Linked DNA regions of Homo sapiens: region 1 is linked to region 2. Evidence: chromatin loops called from intact Hi-C (ENCODE). Cell type or tissue: Calu3. All regions are shown on one strand.

The links. Hi-C counts contacts between places; a loop is a spot of excess contacts. Peaks named below come from ENCODE experiments on the same cell type or tissue, not always from the same donor. Only the 100,000 strongest peaks of a DNase experiment are listed, where the experiment ranks them.
Region 1: it touches region 2 in a loop (9-fold over the local background); 2 of 110 quality-filtered maps call a loop at or near these places.

The regions. Positions count from the first base shown.
Region 1 is chr15:65,830,629-65,835,628 of GRCh38, forward strand. All of the region lies in intron 1 of LOC105370866 (a long non-coding RNA gene), which reads left to right. Among named protein-coding and RNA genes, the nearest start is that of TRQ-CTG1-4, 36 kb to the right of the region's middle. RefSeq lists enhancers at 1,718-2,448, 3,181-3,911. In Calu3, no CTCF peak of the experiment used is centred here; a DNase peak (open chromatin) is centred at 2,243.
Region 2 is chr15:65,899,523-65,904,522 of GRCh38, forward strand. All of the region lies in intron 24 of MEGF11 (multiple EGF like domains 11), which reads right to left. Among named protein-coding and RNA genes, the nearest start is that of RAB11A, 33 kb to the left of the region's middle. RefSeq lists enhancers at 2,835-3,054, 3,141-3,932 and a silencer at 2,974-3,138. In Calu3, no CTCF peak of the experiment used is centred here; a DNase peak (open chromatin) is centred at 3,059.

The sequences.
Region 1 (5,000 bases), 69 kb before region 2:
TATCTAAGTCAGGAGTGATCAATCCACGAACCAAGTGAGGCCCCAGTGGGAGGCCTTCCTCAGAGGATCTTCCATGTTAGATCACCTGATATCATACTCTACTTTCATCTCATGATGGGGTTAATGCATTTCTATCCTCATAGATCACATGCTCAATTAAGTATCTGGAGAGTAGATGGAGTAATAACATACTTATGTTACCAAGGTTCAGCCAAGGGACTTATAAATCCCAAGGCATCCCTGGCCAGACTTTGTCTTTGGAAAGTACATTATAAAGAGTTTTCATCACATAGCATGTAAAAGGGTCACAAATCCTGGGAGGTTACCTGGGCCAATGTTTCTCAAATTGGGGTTCAGGGACCCTTGAGAGTTCTACTGATGAGTTCTTAGGGCCTTGACATTATCTACAAGTATATTTTAGATTTCCCTCAATGATTATCTACAATTAACCTACACTTCTGGACCACCTGGCTAGCCACCACATAAGTGAATCTTGACACAAGGTTTCATTGTTCTGCACAAACTATTTAACATATTCTAATACCCAGTAATCAACTAAAATAATATGTAACTTTTAAAATTAAAATAATATGTAACTTTTAAAAGTTAGATATGGACTGAGGGTACAGTGGCTCACAGCTGTAATCCCAGCACTCTGGGAGGCTGAGGCGGGCGGATTACTTGAATCCAGGAGTTCGAGATCAGCCTGGGCAACATGGTGAAACCCCATCTCTACTAAAAAAAAAAAAAAATACAAAAAATTAGCCAGGCATTGTGTCATGCTCCTGTAGTCCCAGCTACTTGGGAGGCTGAGGTGGGAGAATCACCTGAGCCCAAAAAGTTGAGGCTGCAGTGAGCCAAGATGGCACCACTGCACTCCAGCCTGGGCAACCAGAGTGAGACTCTGTCTCAATCAATCAATCAAATCAAATAAAATGTAGATGTAATTCATATGCCATAAATGCATCCTTTTAAAGTATACAATTTAGTGTTTTTTGGTATACTCATAAGGTTGTGCAACCATCACTGCTACATAATTTCAGAGCATTTTCATCACCCCCCACACCTCAAAAAACCCCAAACCCATTAGCAGTCCATTTCCCTCTCTCCCCAACCCCTGGCAACCACTAATCTACTCTCTGTCTCTTTGGATTTGCCTATTCTGGACATTTTATATAACTGGAATCATATGACATGTGGTCTTTGTGTCTGGCTTCTTTCATTTAGCATGTTTTCGATATTCATCCATGTTGTAGCACGTACCAGCACTTCATTCCTTTTCGTTGCCATTGTATCCCATTGTTTATCCACCAATCAGTCAATGGACATTTGGGTTGTTTTCACTTTCTGGCCATTGTGAATAATACTGGTATGAAAAACTTGTAATTCCGGGCTGGGCACGGTGGCTCACGCCTGTAATCCCAGCACTTTGGGAGGCTGAGGCGGGCGGATTACAAGGTCAGGAGATTGAGACCATCCTGGTTAACATGGTGAAACCCTGTCTCTACTAAAAATACAAAAAATTAGCCGGGCGTGGTGGCGGGTGCCTGTAGTCCCAGCTACTCGGGAGACTGAGGCAGGAGAATGGCGTGAACATGGGAGGCGGAGCTTGCAGTGAGCTGAGATCATGCCACTGCACTCCAGCCTGGGCAACAGAGCAAGACTCTGTCTCAAAAAAAAAAAAAAAAAAAAGAAAAGAAAAACTTGTAATTCCGACTTAAAAAACTGGGGTCTACAGGTCTTCAGATATGTTCTTGGGGCTCTGTGACTTCTCAAATTTGAGAAATACTGAATCAGACTACATCGCTTAATAAAGAAAAAAATTGATCAGGTCCCACTCACAGTTAATGGAAGCTTCTATGACTAGATTTGTAGCACAAGCTGCTGTCTTTCTTATCTATAAGGAGTGGACATCTTGTTTTAGGGCCTTCCCAAATCATCTGTTCAATTCTTTCCAGGAGAGGGCTGCAATTAGCAGTATGGTTAACATTTAACTAATAATACTGACGTATGTTGGTTTAGCCCAGATGCTGGCAGCTTTTAATTCTCCAAACTCCTGGCCTGAATACTGATCATGTTTCCTCAGGCTAAAAGCCAGCAAAAAGAATCACCTGGCCAAACATCCCCTTTCAGTCTGCTTTCCTTAGAATGGCCTCCCAGGGGAGCTCTCTGGGCAAACAAAGCTGTTGACCTAGTTTGAAGGCCTGGAAAATTATCATGTGAGTCACTGGGACAACAGAGCAAAGTGCCAGGCCCCTGAGAAACTGTAAGCACAGGTTTCCGATGTCATCTATGTCCTCATAGGCTGAGAGAGGAGTCCCATAGCGGCCTGCCACTTTTCACCCAGCTGCTCCTTCAAGTGGTTTCCAAGCTCCTTGGCCCTGTGCATGGTGCCGCAGGGGCCCATTCCTGTTTTCCTCCCAGCGGGCTCTGAAAACAGCAACTCAGAGAGTGACAGCTCAGTTGTAGGAAACCAAAACAAAACCGGATACTTAGCGGAAGTCCTGTGGTGTTGTTTGGAGCAAGGCCACAAGCCCTCTCTGGGAAGGAAGTGCTGAAGCAGCTACAAAAATTTCAAACTGAAGACCAGGAATCCAGAGGCAGTATTTTAAAATAATACTCACATGAGCGAGGCAGGGCCTTGCAAAAGAGCACCTACACATTACTTAAGGAGTGTTTTATAATGTTTTGAAGATGCTACTTCCTAAATTACACAAAGAGCTAGAGAAGTTAGCCAGAAAAGCAATGTGGGTAAAACTGTTGTTACATTTAGATGGGTTGGACAGTTTGTAGCCTAGATGTCAGAAAGAGTGCTGAAACCTCCATGGGTCCTCATATAACTTCCCTGGGCATAAAGGACCCCTTAAGAAGGGTGAGTATCAAAGCAGAGGCTTCTAAATATTCAGGATAGCATGAAGACAGAAGGAGGACATATTGACAGGACTAGGTGAGGAGACAGTTCATTCATGGCTTTTTTTTTTTTTTTTTTTTTTGGTAACACTTGATTTTTTCAACACTTATACTAGGGTCTTCTTCATCAGGAGGATGTGGATGTTTAACATATCATTAGGCCCGGGATCATTTAAATCCATGTTTGGTGAGTGCTTTAAGAGAGTGAGTGATTATTAAATTCCTTCCATTGTAGGAATGGCAAATGAAATCTCCTTAATGGTTTTAGAGAATAAGCTTTTGTGCCTGGAAGAACTAGAAGACAATTCGATCACCAAGTTTTGGTGTCTTTAGCCCCACTCCTCTCGTTCTCCTCACTTAACTTCTTTCCTTTTTCCTTTCTGCCTCTGTCTACTTCTGACAGAGCAGGTGAACAAACAGCAAATGTGCAGAAAGAGGGTGTTCACTTCCCACCCTGGTGCTGTTGCTGCAGACTGCTTTAGAGCTGCTGTCTCCTGGGCTCAGGCAAAGTGCCAGCATCAATCTTTGTCATCAAAATCCCCGTGTCTGCCCTGTGTGCTGGGTGCCCTTCAGAGCCAGCAGGCCAGTTCCAGGCATGCATTTAGGTAGAAGACTGAAGGAGGGACTAGAGAAAACATTCAGAATTAGACAATAAGGATGAAAGAGGGGCAGAATCAGGTAAAAGTAAATATTTCACCAGTCTGTGTCTTACTGATGCATACAGTAGTGTGCCAGTAACACTGTTCATTTCAACTTTTTGCAATGATGGAAATGTTGTATATCCATGCTGTCTGATATAGTAGCTACACATGGGTACTGAATACTTGCAATGTGGAAAGCGAGGATGTTTTTATCCAGTTTAATTTTTGTTTATTTATTTTTTTTGAGACAGAGTCTCACTCTGTCGCCCAGGCTAGAGTGCAGTGGCGTGACCTCGACTCATTGCAACCTTTGCTTCCCAGGTTCAAGCAATTCTCGTGCCTCAGCCTCCCTAATAGCTGGAATGACATGTGCATGCCACCATACCTGGCTAATTTTTGCATTTTCAGTAGAGATGGGGTTTCACCATATTGGCCAGGCTGGTCTTGAACTCCTGACTTCAAGTGATCCACTCACTTCAGCCTCCCAAAGTGCTAGGATTATAGGCATGAGCCACCACACCCGGCCCAGTTTAATTTTAATTAATTTAAATGCAAATAGTCATTTGTGGCTGGTGACTACTGTATTAGAGACACTAATGTTTCATTGTTTGTTTTTTTTTGAAATAAGATCTCTCTGTGTTGCCCAGGATAGAGTACAGTGGTGCGATCATGGCTCACTGCAACCTCCGTCATCTCCTGGGCTCAAGCTATCCTCCCACTTCAGCCTGCTGAGTAGCTAAGACTACAGGTGAATGCCACCATGTCCGGCTAATTTTTGTATTTTTAGTACAGATGGGGTTTCACCATGTTGCTCAAGCTGGTCTCGAACTCCTGGGCTCAGGCAATGTGCCCGCCTCGGCCTCCCAAAGTGCTGGGATTATAGGTGTGAGCAACCTCACCCGGCCAAGACACTGGTGTTTTAAAAGATAACAGAGAAACATAGGAGACCAGAGATTAGTGTTGGAGTTCTGGGGTCAGATCCCAGCTCTTCTATATATATTTGTTATTAGCTTGTAAAGAAGACACTTAAGCTCTCTGTACTACTTTTCATACAACTGTAACTGGGGCTTAATAATGTTTACCTTATGGTATTGTTATGATAGGTATGGTGGATGGAAGCTTGGATGGGAGGAAAGAGTCATTGACAAGTGTACTCTATCAACAAAACTGGCCGTAAGTATCTGGAAGAGGCAGAGGCCCAGGAGATGTGTACCTTTTCACAAACCCGGCAACCCTGGATTACCAATTGTGTTGCCAAATTGTTGCAGTTGCATTAAGATGTCACATTCATAGCTCTTTTTACTTTTTCAATGTTTTCATTGGAATCTTTCACTTTTATTCTGAGAAACAGATGTTAAAAGAAAAACTGTAGCCAAATTAAATTTAAAAGAGTTTAATTGAGCAAAGAACAATTTGTGAATCGGGCAGCCTCCTGAGCCAGAGTATGCT
Region 2 (5,000 bases):
GACTGAGAAGCTTAGGTTCAGAAGAAGTAGGCATGCATGTTTTAGCACAGATGTCAGCAATTTGACAGCCTATAAGTGGCAGACTCTTAGCAGTATCCCTGCCCTCCAGGAGCTCATCAGAATAGGGTAGACTGAAGTGTAATTGAGGTGTAAAAAGCACGTCAGTCTTAAGCTAGCCTTTGGAAAGTTCCTGTTTTCTAGCAAGCCTGTAACGTGTTCTTGGGTTGCTTACCCCCCTGTTCTTGTCAATGCTAACTGAAACCTATTTCAGCAGTATCTTTCTGATACTAGAGCTCATGCTTCCTTTCCTGCCACCTCTCAGTTGTATAGTTGTACCATCCCCGAGACTTCAGAGTACAAAAGGATGCAGGCTGGTTTCCAAATATGAAATGAGGTACTGTAGTTTCACTGGAGGAAGATGGGTTCTTTAGTGACTGGGAGTTACGGAAGGAAAGGGGATTCCCTCTTTCAGCCTCTGTACCATTCTCTGTTTGGGGAAGATCACTGACTCCTGCAGATAGTCCCAGGCAAGGCAGGATTTGCCTGGAAAGAGCAGTAAACTCTAATCTAGCAGCTCTGACCTTCTTCTGTGAAGCTCTGCTAGACAAGGGATCTAGACACAAGCACTGAGCTGCTTGAGTTGATAGAAGTGATCTAAAAGGCGTCTCAGCACTAAATTTCTGTGAAAGGTAGCAGATGGTGAAATTCTTGGATGATCTGTCACTAGAACTACCACAGTTTACATTTTGGGCTGCTATTTATGCTGTCTCCAATTTGTGAGAGTAATGAAAATGGTAAAAAGTGAAAGTGATAATGTAACTCAATGGATGTCTTAGATGTACCTTGGGACCCTGAAAGCAGAACACTCCGTATGGCTGAAGTAGCTAGATGTGTGCCACCACAAGTAGTCTTATCTCCCATAAAAGGCAACTGGTTGGAAGAGTATTTACTTTTCTGTTAAAGTAGATGTCCATTCTGTTGATGTTTGTTTCAGCAGATAGTATTTCCTCAATCTTGTACAAAAATATGTTCAGCCATTAGTTCCTTCAAGTGTTCACACAACACTCTGTGGTATAGGTAGAGCAATAATTCTCTCTCTCCTTCTCCTCTCATTGCTTATTGAGGAAGTCATTGCTTATGAGATTTAGAGTGGAAATTGACTTCCTCAGGATCACACTGCTTATCACTAGCAGAGCAAACTCTGTAGAACCAGGCTCAGCATTTTCCATCACAATTTAGCCCAGAAGTAGAGAGGGATATTGGCTTTAGTCACGTCTTAAGATTGTGGCCTCTTTAGCATATGACTCTAGAGAGAAGGAGAAAACATCCTTGCGAGACACTGAACGATCTCAGCTAGCACCAGCAAGGCCTAAAGGGAGGCCAGATATAGGCCCAGATGCTGGTTGACTTTTATTTCAAATGCTGCACTAGTGCCCTGATTTCACTAAGTTACTTATTTGAGACACCTACCAACTTCATATATATTTTTATTAGATGTCGACAAGGATGGCACATCTGTGTATGGAGACCCCATGTGCACAGGTGACTTCATTTCTACATAGCTGCTTGGACCCTTGACTGTGACCTGCCCAAACCACATAAATTTGCCCCTTAGAGGGTACTTAGTTTTTTAGTACAAGGAAGTGGTGGTAAGTCCAAGAACCCCAGCATGGCCCATCTGTCCCACTTTGGGTTCTCTGAACTCACCAGCCAAGGAGTAAGGCAATAAGGCACAGAGCTTCTGGTTTGGAAGCTGAGGACTAGTAGTATTTAAAGAAAGGCTATTGCACCTGCCTCAACTGCATATTTTCTAACGTGATGAATAACCACTTTATGTAGCAATTATAGTCTTCATTCCAATTAGGTCATTTGAAACTTGTTACATAATGAATAGGGCTGTGCAGAAAGGACTATTACTACTTCAGAATGAGGAATCTGAAGCTCAGAAAATTTGCTAGTATAATTCCTAATGTTAGTAAGTAGTTGAACCCCTATTGTCTCTTAGTTGATACCAATCAAGATGTTTTCCCTCACTACGTGTCTTGTTATCCAGTGCTCCTGTCCTTATCTCTAAAGGCAAACTGTATCTGCAGCAGCTCCACCTTACTCTGAACTCACCAGTCAAGGAGTAAGGCAGTAAGGCACAGAGCTTCTGGTTTGGAAGCTGAGGACTAGTAGTATTTAAAGAAAAGCTATTGCAGCTGCCTCAACTGCATATTTTCTAACATGTGAGGAATAACCACTTTATGTAGCACGTATAGTCTTCATTCCAATTAGGTCATTTGAAACTTGTTACATCGTGAATAGGGCTGGGCAGAAAGGACTGTTGTTTCTACTTTAGAATGAGGAATCTGAAGCTCAGAAAATTTGCTAATATAATTCCTAATGTTAGTAAATAGTTTAGTCAGGACTCAACCCCTGTCTTCTCTTGATACCAATCAAGATGTTTTCCCTCACTACGTGTCTTGTTATCCAGGGCTCCTGTCCATATCTCTAAAGGCAAACTGTATCTGCAGCAGCTACACCTTACCCTTAACAAGGAATGTCTTTCATCTATGGGGCTAAGCCCAGCTGAGAGAAAAAGGCTAAGCTCTTAAGTTTTTTGTGGATATCCCATGACTGAGTTAGGGCAGTAGGAGAGCCTTGAAGTTCAATGCCTAAAAGAACCTCGGCCAGTTGATAGTGCCTCTTCTCATTTTCACCAGAAAAGTCGGGGCTACTTTAAAGTTTTGGGGAATCAATTGTTGGCTCTGGAGCAGGGGATGATCCTAAATGGATAAAAGAGAAGTTGATGTCTGTGGGGAGGGGCTAAGCTCAGGGGGAAGTATCTTCCATACAGGAGCAGAGGATGGAGCAGTGCATGTATGTGTTGGCTGGGTGGTGAGAAAAGGGTGTTGAATTATGGACTCTTCTGTACCCCATCTCTACTGGGACTGGAGAATGGGGAAGGGCTGGGCAAGCTGGAAACTCCACCTCAGGAAGCCACTTTGTTCTCCAGCTGAGTCATCCACCTGCCTGCAAGAGGGGAGGGCAGGGTTGAGTGGAAGAATAACCAGCTGCTCTTAGATACTTCCTCATCCTTTCATAGCCCCACCCCTGTCCCAGTCCCAGCCCTTCAGGGCATTTTGCAAAGAAAGAGGAAGCATCAACCCAGGCTACCCAAGCTCTGGGAGTCACTCCTCCAAGGCTTGTCATTTGCATCAGGATTGGCGGCTTGGTCCTGTAATGCCCTGGCATTTGGTCTCATCTGGTTCCTGCCTCCCCACATAGTCATACACTGTCAGAGACAGAGGGGGCTTCTGAGATGAACTAAACATTTTCATTTTATAAAGGGAGCATCAAATCTAGAGAGAGGCAGTGACTTTCCAGGGCCACCTTGTGTGTGGGATCTGAGCCCACCTTGGCTTCTAGGTGCATGCTAACCTCCACTAAGGCCCAACTTAACTGTCAGGGAAAAACCCAGGCACCGAATATCCATCTCTTGCTTCTTGGCTTGCTACTATTAATAGAAGGCCACACTGCCTCTTCTCTTCCTGGGCCATAAATTAGCATCCTTCTCTTGATTGAGAGATAGGAGGAGGAGGTCTTGGGGTCAGAACACTGGCTTTAAAAAGTAATCTTCAGGATGTCATTGGGCTCCTAACTACCTAAGAGCCCAAGTTTACGCAAAGACAGACTTGGAAGTTAGATGGGAACGAGCACACAGGTGGGGAAAGTGGCAGCAACAGTGGGCTCAAGGATTCCAGCATCATAAAGGCGATGGAGAATAGCAATTTGAAATGGCTGACAAGGAATTGAACACGAGGCAGTTTGTTGCAGAATCACTGTGCTAGGGGGAGAAGGGGAAATAGAAGGGTGTTGAGCAGTGTAAGTGGTCTCCCTTAACCTCCGGGATGACAGTGAGTGGAGTTCTTCAGTAAGTAACAGGGGAAAGGGCAGGCATTGACTAAGGCTTTTGGAATGTCAGAGCTTGAAAGGGCCTCAGAGATGCTGTTAGTACAGCCCCATCGTTTTATAGTGGAAGAAACCAAGACCCAGAAAACAGTGCTGTGACCTGGTCAGCACCATACAGCAAGAACTAGGACTACAACCCACATTCCTTAACTCCTAGGCTAGGGCTTTTTCCCACTGAGTTCAGAGAACACTGAGACTCTTAATTCTTAGTAGTTCTGATTTGGTTTGGCCCAGTAGTTTTAGGAACTAGTTTCATTTGTGCTAGACTAGCTTATTAAGTGTTTATTTCGGGGGGCGTTAGCCAATTAGTGGGATTTATTCCATGTTTTGGTAAGTATTGTTATAAAGTTCTGAACTGTGACATCATATTTTCCTCTTTTTCAGTTCTCTTATTCTGATGTATTGGTCCCCAACACCTGCTGGTACATTTGCTTACATAGCTCTCTTTTCTTTTTAAAGGATGATTGTAGCCAGAGTGGTAAAATAAGATCTGGCTGGCTGCCTGCTGAGCCCTCGCCTGCACTCAGAGGTCAGATATATGATTCTACACAATAGTAATGAAATGTATGCTGAGGCAGAGACACTGCTTTCCTGAGCTTTGTTTTACATGTATGATTGCGAATCTGAAAGTAACCACCCTAATCAATGTACAGGACAACACAGTGCATAGGAAAGTTGTGTGTTCAGTTATTGGGGTTTCTGGTCCTGAGTTTATTCATGCTTGAGTCATGCGTGTTCTTCAGCTAGAAAGGCCCTTAGAGAGCTTTCTGCCCAATCCTTATACCTTTTTGAGAAAGAAACTGAGGTGCCAGGTCATAGTCACGAAATAGAACTGTTCTTTGTTTTCAGCCTTACCTACTGTTCCTCATTTGGATGGTTTAAGTCAAAACACACAGAAAATTGCCAAAATAATGCTTCCAAGGGAGTAATGTCTGTTGGCTGGCTGGGGATGACCTTTTGTCCTCAGACAGTTCTCTTGGGCTGTGTATATCCTAACAAAGGCCGATAGTGACTCAGCCTTATCGCTGTCTTGTTCAGAATGCAGT